2 separate regions of the Homo sapiens genome follow, and region 1 is linked to region 2. A link is an interaction called in ENCODE POLR2A ChIA-PET data of the cell type or tissue named here. Cell type or tissue: IMR-90. All regions are shown on one strand. Each heading gives the region's core, and the rest is flanking DNA. Links, peaks and the distances in the headings are about the cores only.

The links. ChIA-PET counts read pairs that join two places held together with the same protein. Peaks named below come from ENCODE experiments on the same cell type or tissue, not always from the same donor. Only the 100,000 strongest peaks of a DNase experiment are listed, where the experiment ranks them.
Region 1: POLR2A ChIA-PET joins it to region 2 with 11 read pairs; 2 of 35 experiments call an interaction of 5 or more read pairs at or near these places.

What each region holds. Positions count from the first base shown.
Region 1 is chr19:5,960,321-5,964,700 of GRCh38, forward strand. All of the region lies in intron 1 of RANBP3 (RAN binding protein 3), which reads right to left. Among named protein-coding and RNA genes, the nearest start is that of RANBP3, 16 kb to the right of the region's middle. RefSeq lists enhancers at 426-1,075, 1,559-1,778, 2,373-3,020, 3,154-3,705, 3,706-4,256 and a silencer at 2,049-2,098. In IMR-90, for the core only: no CTCF peak of the experiment used is centred there; a DNase peak (open chromatin) is centred at 1,891; H3K27ac peaks cover 2,696 bases.
Region 2 is chr19:6,468,834-6,473,213 of GRCh38, forward strand. It overlaps DENND1C (DENN domain containing 1C), which reads right to left. Exons shown (of 23, transcript NM_024898.4): 15 at 4,056-4,160; 16 at 2,573-2,663; 17 at 2,432-2,472; 18 at 1,462-1,533; 19 at 763-807; 20 at 13-120. Among named protein-coding and RNA genes, the nearest start is that of CRB3, 6.8 kb to the left of the region's middle. In IMR-90, for the core only: no CTCF peak of the experiment used is centred there; no DNase peak of the experiment used is centred there; H3K27me3 peaks cover 255 bases.

The DNA.
Region 1 (4,380 bases), core at 151-4,150, 510 kb before region 2:
GGTCCAGCCACTGCAGACTGAATTACACACATGCTGCACTCCAGCATCTGTGGAAGAGACCTTGGACAGGCCTCAAAGTGACGCTAAGATGCTTTCTTTCTCTTCACAGCAAGTGTCACTGCCTGATCCACTCCATATTGATGGGTTTATGGTCTGTCTCACCCATTAAGATATAAACTCCATAAGATCCGAGACTGCTTTGTTCCCCTGGGTACCCCATGGCCTGAGAACAGTACTTGGCACACTTTATGGATTCAACAAACACTTCATGAAGGGGGAGGGAAGGAGGACATTAGTGAAAATGTGAGGCGAAGACACTTGGTGCCAGGCTAGTAAGGAAGGGCTAGAAGAGAGAGAACCATTTGGATGGGAGAGGAGTGCGCGCTGGTGTTGAGAACCGTGTCGGTGGATCTGCAGGTGCACGGAAGGGACTGCAGCTATTTGAGTAACTATGGGAGGCCTGGGCAGGCTGTGGTGCCAAGGTGCTGCCCGGAGCCTTCTGGACACACGGCAGGGCTGAGGGGCATGGGCCAGGAGAGGGCCCCTCTGATGGAGCAACCCTGTCCTGTGCCTGGACATGTGACCCAGCTGGAGACAGAGGGAGGCTATGGAAGGGGACGTGAGGGTCAAGCTCTGAAAGGAGCCACCCAGAGAACAGAAAGCCAGGGTGGAGTCCAATCAGATCCTCCACAATTGCCTCCCATCTCTTGTTCCTGTACCCACCCCTGCCACCATTCAGCCCTCCTTTCCTTCTCTGCCTCTACTCTCACTCCCTTAGATCTGGCCTCCACAGAGCAGCCAGAAGCACTATCATGAAACACACACTTAAAACTGCAGTGTTGGCCGGGCGCGGTGGCTCACACCTGTAATCCCAGCACTTTGGGAGGCCGAGGTGGGGGGATCACGAGGTCAGGAGATTGAGACCATCCTGGCTAACACGGTGAAACCCTGTCTCTACTAAAAATACAAAAAATTAGCCGGGCGTGGTGGCAGGTGCCTTTAGTCCCAGCAACTCGGGAGGCTGAGCTTGCAGTGAGCCAAGGTTGCGCCACTGCACTCCAGCCTGGGTGACAGAGCGAGATTCCATCTCAAAACAAAACAAAACAAAACAAAACAAAAACTGCAGTGTCGGCCGGGCACAGTGGCTCATGCCTGTAATCCCAGCATTTTGGGAGGCCGAGGCGGGAGGATCACCTGAGGTCGGGAGTTCGAGACCAGCCTGATCAACATGGAGAAACCCCTTCTCTACTAAAAATACAAAAACTGAGCCAGGCGTGGTGGCGCAACCTGTAAGCCCAGCTACTCAAGAGGCTGAGGCAGGAGAATCACTTGAACCTGGGACGCAGAGGTTGCAGTGAGCTGAGATGGTGCCATTGCACTCCAGCCTGGGCAACAAGAGTGAAACTCTGTCTCAAAACAAAACAAAACAAAACAAAACAAAACAAAACTGCAGTGTCTCCCACAGACTAGAGGCTGAGCACCTTGAGACAGGCCACATCCAGCCACTCACCCTCCACCTCCCACTGTGGTGGCACTGAAAAGCCCGCTGTCGCTGCACGTCCCACACTTAGGGTGCACTTCTGGACTTCTGCTTGGTTTAGTCCCACTACCAAGAGCGCGTGGTTCCCCTTGTTTTCCATGGCCAGTGCTTACTCCTGCACAGACACCATCTCCTTCAGGAAGCTCCCACTGTGAGAGGCGTGCCTGCCCTGCTGCACTCCCTCCCGAGCAGGCCTTATATCCTGCCACGGGGCACGCGGAGACCACGGCCACAGCAGCTGAAACAGCCTATCACCCAGCGTACACCGCATCAACACCCTGCAATGAGTGTTTGAACTAGGCCCTCTCTCTGTCATTCATCTACACAACACCAGCTGCTACGTACTCACAAATATTTACTAAGCCCTCATTCTGTGCAGGGCGCCACAGGAAGAGTGGAGAACAGGAAGCTGAGGGCAGACGCTTCAGGAGAAAACATCTGACTGAAAGGGAGGGGCGTGTTTGCACTTGGTGACCAGGCACTGTGGAGCCCTGGCACTCCCAGAGGGGTGTGTGGTGACAGCATCTACCCCTAGATGTAAGTTCTAGAAAGTGGGGCCTCGTCTGTTCCGTTTCTCTCTGTATTCTCAGTGCCAAACACAGAGCCTCACACTTAACAGGCACTCAACCGGCAGTTAGAGGGTGAATGAAATGTCACACGCCGCAAGGACAAGGACCCAGGGAGCCATGGTCAGGGCTCTCCAGAGGAACGGAACCAAGAGGATACAGCAATAGGAGATGAACTTGGCCCATCTCGGCCCATTGGGACCCCTGCTGATGGCAGGTCTGGCATTCATGACTGACCCAGCCACTGCACTAACATGTAGAAATGAGCTTTAGTCACATCTGCACCCAAAACACAGAGCGTCAGTTACTCACGCTGCATTTCTACTCAGGCCAAAGGTTGATCAACTGCAAATCAGCACGGCTATCGCAAACAGACAAGACACACAAGCCCCATTCCAGGCAGGACCGCCCCACTGCCCCCGACCACCAGACACACGGGTTGCTGTTCGTAGCCATTCCCTATCACCAGGCTGATTCTGGCTATACCAGTGAGGAAGCAGCGTGTGAACACCGCTACCTCCAACTCAAGTTTGGGGAATGGACAGGCGGCCAGAAGTAGGGAGGCTTCAACAACCTGCTTCAATTCCTAGCCCAGCTTTTCTTTCACAGGTCAAGGGAAGATCACCACTGCAGATTTCTAGAGACCCACCATGAAGACCTTTAATATTAAAATAGGAGTCAAATGCAGACTATTTGACCCAGAATCTGTCAACCAAGTGGTTGGGTTTTTTGTTTTTGTTTTTGGTCCTGTAACATGCTCCCTGTTGAAACCTAGTTTGTAAAAAATGCAGTCTGTCTGGAGATTGACTTTACACATCCGTATATTAAGAGATTAGAAAACCAATACGAGGCACAGTGGCTCATGTTTGTAATCCCAGCACTTGGGAGGGTGACGAGGGAGGATCACTTGAGCCCAGGAGTTGAAGACCTGTCTGGGCAACATAATGAGACCCTATTTCTACAAAAAACAAACAAATAGCCAGGCATGGTGGCGCACTCCTGTAGTCCCAGCTACTTGGGAGGCCGAGGTGGGAGGACTGCTTGAGCCCAGGAGTTAGAGGCTGCAGTGAGCCATGATCGTGCCACTGCACTCCAGGCTGGGTGACAGAGTGAGACCTTGTCTCAAAAACAGAGAGAAAGGAAAGAAACTCATTTGACCAGACGCTTCTCAAAGTTATTTGACTAGGGAGTCCCCCCCATTTCCAGGGACATCCACAATGAGGCCTGAGAATGACGTTTCAAGGACCACTGTGGACAACACTGGTGTGTGAAGCGGGGGAGATTCTGAGCCCCTCTTCCTTGGACACAAGTCACCTCAAACAATGTGTGAAGTGCTCTGGCCCACCACATACTTCTTCTCTGGCCTCACCATGGCCTTCAGGGGCACTGTGCACCAAGTCCCACATGGCTGCTGCTGAATTCAGAACCCTCGTCCCATCTAGCATCCTCTACCCTGCGAACCTCCTCAGCTCACATGCCCAGACAGCACCCAGCCTGAGCCCAACAATTGTGATCCTGTGATGATCACAGACCCAGGCCAGGGAGAGTCCCCTGCTGCCCCCTGGTACCCCAGGAAAACAGCAAGGGAAGATGGCCTGGCCAGAAACTGAAAGGAGTGAGCCCCTGCTGGCATCCGGGCCCACGGTGCTGGCTCTCCCTCCCATCCCCTGCTACCCTCAACCCACTTGTGAGGCTCCGATGCAAAATGGGACCAGCTGGGATTCCCCAGGACAGGGCCGGTGTCCTGGTCCTGGTCTTTGCAGCCCCAGCGATGAGCACAGACAGGCTAAGAAGCAAGCCAGCCCCAGCACAGGAAGCTTGGCCATCTCTGCTCTCCTTTCCAACTTCTGCCAGATGTTGGGAACCCCTTAGACCTGCTTGGCCTGCCCCCCCACCTCCACCCAGTCATCCTCACGTGGCTATGGCTGTCAGGGTGCTCTGTCCCACCTAGTTGAGCCTGGGAACCACTCTGCCAGCTGCACAGAGGATGAAAAGATTCAATCCTAATATTCCCTCAGCAATTCCACACATCCCAGCACCCACTGTGCACTAAGCACTGCGTCGGCCTCTGGAGACACGTCCCTGTCTGTCTAGAGCACCCATCACACCTTATCTGAACATATGACACAGGGGAGGCACAGCAGGCCCTGGGAACATAGAGCTGGGGCTTCCAACCCAGTGAGGCTGTGAAGGGAGTGAATCAGGGAATGCTGCTGGGAGAGGGGCTGTCTGGACAGAAGGACAAGCAGCATTTGGCCACATGACCGGGAAGCA
Region 2 (4,380 bases), core at 171-4,170:
GGGCGCTCTCACCTTTCCAAAGTGCTGAGTGATTGGGAGGCGTTGCTGCAGGCGGTCTGAGCGGCTGGGGAGGGCTGGGGCCCTCAGAGAGCCCCCCCTCTGCAGGACAGAGTCCCCATCCTAGGAAGAGAAGAGTGAACTGGGAACCTCTGCCACAGAGTCTCCCCACCACCCCCTACCATTGGTCTTTAGTTAGTCTTTTTTTTTTTTTGTTTGAAATGAAGCTTCACTCATGTTGCCCAGGCTGGAGTGCAGTGGTGCCATCTCGGCTCACTGCAACCTCTGACTCCCAGGTTCAAGCGATTCTCATGCCTCAGCTTCCCAAGTAGCTGGGATTACAGGCGTGCGCCACCATACCCAGCTAATTCTGTATTTTTAGTAGAGATGGGGTTTCACCATGTTGGTCGGGCTGGTCTAGAACTCCTGACCTCAAGTGATCCACCCTCCTCGGCCTCCCAAAGTGCTGGGGTTACAGGCGTGAGCCACCGTGCCCAGCCACAGTCTTCTTTTTTTTGAGACAGGGTCTCTCTGTCACCCAGGCTGGTGTACAGTGGCGCTATCTCAGCTTACTGCAACCTCCGCCTTCTAGACTCAAGCAATCCATATTCAGATAATTTTTAACTATTTTTTTGTAGAGACAAGGCCCCACTATATTGCCCAAGCTGGTCTCAAACTCCTGGGCTCAAGCAATCCTCCTGCCTCGGCCTCCCAAAGTGCTGGGATTACAGGGGTGAGCCACTGCACCCGGCCAGTTGATCTTACCTTATACATTAGAAGGCTCTGCACCCCCTTCAAGCCACTCTTGGCCTATAAAGGAGTGGACAGAGAATTACCCAAGGGTGGTGGGATCCTGGGCATTTGAGAGCTCAGCCTTCTGTCCCCTAAGATAGCTTTTTTTTTTGCCATCTGCATGTCTCAAATACGTTCACCACCCCCCATACACCACCTAAGAAGTCAATGCAAACTTTCACCCCTTTGACTAATATAAAATGAGTATTCCTGGAGGCAGTCATCCCCAAAGAAAATGGGGAGTGGCAAAGCAACAGGGCAAGGTGTTCCTGTTTCAAAGCGGTGAAGAACAAAATCGCACGGACAATTTTGAGCTGCAAAAATTGGCCCCAGGAAACTTCTGAGCTTGGGAGATAAAAGGCAGAACCTGGAATTGTAGCATCCAAGGACAAAAAGAATGTTTGCCAGCAAATCTTGGCTGTCAATTTTAAAGGGGCCGTGGGCGGGGCGGAGGGGGGCGGGTAGGATTCCAACAAAAAATGAGTATAATAAATAAAAAATAAAAGGGGGAAGAGTTGTTAATGGTTTAACTGCTGGTTCAGTTCTGATTAAATCATTTGTGTTTAAAGTGTCTGCCAGGGTCAAAATACTCCATCCTTGGGAGGTCAAAGTGTCCTCTGTCCCCTCCCCCTCGTCACCCCAGCAAGAGTGGCCTGTCCAGCTCAGCCTCACCGAGCGGTACATGTTCTTGACGGCTGGTTGGGTCTTGGCCTTGACTGAGTGCAGGAGGGCGCCACCACCTTTCTGCGGGAGAGAAGATACCAAGGGGGAGAGGCTAGGGCCAGATCCCACCTCCCCATCCCAGGTTGTGTGATGCCAATCAAGCCCCTTTCCCTCTCTGAGTCTCCATTTTTTCACCTCTATAAATGAACATGATCGTAGTCATGACCCTACCTGGTGACTTGCGGAGTTAAATTAATCCAATGAGACACACTTAAGTGTTTTGTTTTTGTTTTTGTTTTTTTTGAGATGGAGTCTCAAAGAACAGTTTTTTTTTGTTTTTTTTTTTTTTTTGCTGAGATGCAGTCTTGCTCTGTTACCCAGGCTGGAATGTAGTGGTGCCATCTCGGCTCACTGCAACCTCCACCTCCCTGGTTCAAGCGATTCTCCTGCCTCAGCTTCCCGAGTAGCTGGGACTACAGGCGCCTGCCACCACACCCGGCTAATTTTTGTATTTTTAGTAGAGAGAGAGTTTCACCATGTTGGCCAGGATGGTCTCGATCTCCTGACCTTGTGATCCGCCCGCCTCAGCCTCAAACTCCTGACCTCAGGCAATTCGCCTGCCTCAGCCTCCCAAAGTGCTGGGATTACAGGCATGAGCCACCGTGCCCAGGCAACAAAGTGGTTTTTGAGACAGGGTCTTGCTCTGTCACCCAGGCTGGAGTGCAGTGGCATGATCTCGGCTCACTACAACCTCCACCTCCTGGGGCTCAAGCCATCCTTCCACCTTAGCCTCCCGAGTAGCTGGGACTACAGCTACACCTAGCGAATTTTTTTTTTTTCAGTAGAGATGGGGTTTCGTCACGTTGCCCTAACCGGTCTCAAACTTCTGGTCGCAGCAATCCTTCTATCTCCACCTCCTAATGTGTTGGGATTACAGGCCTAAGCCAACGCCCACGGCCTATTGTTCTGGTGGTCTTACCTTTAGATTGTCGGCCCAGAGCTGATAGGATCGAAGGGCCCCTGGGGTAAGGAGAGAGTGTGGTGGTCACCGAAGGCTGGCTGAGGCTGGGGGTGCTGGTGGCGGGTAGTGGGGGACCCAGGGGCTGGACTCAGGGCTCACCTGAGGAGGCCCCGCAGCCAGTGATCTCCTGCTCGAATTGATCTGAGAAGCCCTCCCCCTTGTTGAGCTTCTCCAGCCGGGCTTCGATGAACTGGGGTGGGGGACAGTAAATCAGAAACAGCAGGAGACACATCTGAATGCCAGCACTTCGAAGCCTGCCTGCTGTCAAGATGTAGAAGCCATCTCTGGCCTCCAACCTGCCCACCCCCAAGCACCTGGGAAACTGGAGCCCACTTTATTTTTTATTTTTATTTTTTGAGATGGAGTTGCTCTGGCACCCAGGCTGGAGTGCAGTGGCGTGATCTCGGCTCGCTGCAACCTCCGCTTCCCGGGTTTAAGTGATTCTCCTGCCTCAGCCTCCCAAGTAGCTGGGATTACAGGCATGCACCACCATGCCCAGCTAACTTTTATATTGTTTGTAGAGACAGGGTTTCCCCATGTTGGCCAGGCTGGTTTCGAACTCCTGACCTCAGGTGATCCGTCTGCCTTGGGCTCCCAAAATGCTGGGATTACAGGCGTAAGCCACTGTCCCCGGCCCGGAGCCCACTTTAGAAACCAGAGATCCTACCTTCTCCTCCCTCCCCGAGTCAGGACCTGTCCCCAGGGACCAAGCCCTGCCCCTTTCAGGGACCCAGAAATTGATTTCTGCCCCCTCTAGAACTACCCACCCGCTCTCATTGAATCAAGAGTAGGTGGACCCCATCTTTAGGGATCTTGTGGTCCAAGCTACCTTCTCCCAGGGGCCTAGAAGTCCAGCCCTATGTGCCACCCCGCCCCCCCACCCATATCCCTAGGACTCAGGAAATCCTGGGATTTCACAGTCAGGACCCATCCCCTCTGGAGTCCAGCTTGGACCGCCACCCCAGTCCCAGAAAGACACCTGCTTAGGGACCTGCGAATTTGGTCCCACCCTGATTTCCCTCAGGGACCTAGGAGTAGGTCTTGTCCCCCAGGAACCCAGGAGTTGGGGGCTCCCATGTTTTTGTTTTGTTTTGTTTTGTTTGAGACGGAGTCTCGCTCTATTATCCAGGCTGGAGTGCAGTGGTGTGATCTCAGCTCACTGCAACGTCTGCCTCCCGGGTTCAAACGATTCTCCTGCCTCAGCCTCCTGAGTAGCTGGGATTATAGGCGCACGCCACCACGCCCAGCTAATTTTCGTATTTTTAGTAGAGATGGGGTTTCACCATATTGGTAGGGCTGGTCTTGAACTCCTGAACTCGTGATCCGCCTGCCTCGGCCTCCCAAAGTGCTGGGATTACAGGCATGAGCCACTGTGCCCAGCCGGGGGCTCCCATCTTTAGGAATCCAGGAGTTCAGTCCTTCCCCACTTGGGAACCCTGGAGTAGGGGATCCTGCTGGACTGTCTCCAGCTATACCCTCAGGGACCCAGGAGTCTGCCCTCAACCCTGCCAGTTCAGACAAGCCCTCGGGGACTCAGCAGTCCACCTCCAGTCCCAGCTGGACCCTCAGGGCTCTGGCATACCTGTTTGAACAGCTGCAGGTGCACAGCCCGCCGGTGGAAGGCCTGCAGAGGTGCCCCAGGCTTCTGGGCCAAGAAGACTTCCTCACTGAAGGTCACTGGCTGGCCCTGGAAGAAGCGTTGGAGTTCTGAGCTCCCTGGGGTGCTCCTGGCCCTCCCTCATTCTACTATATATTTATGTAGCAAACATTGATTAGGCACTTGCTGTGTGTCTGATCCTGTGTGGGGCCTCATGGATGGCAGGGAGGACTTAAGCTGTTTTTTGTTTGTTTGTTTGTTTTGTTTTTTGAGACGGAGTCTCGCTCTGTCGCCAGGCTGGAATGCAGTG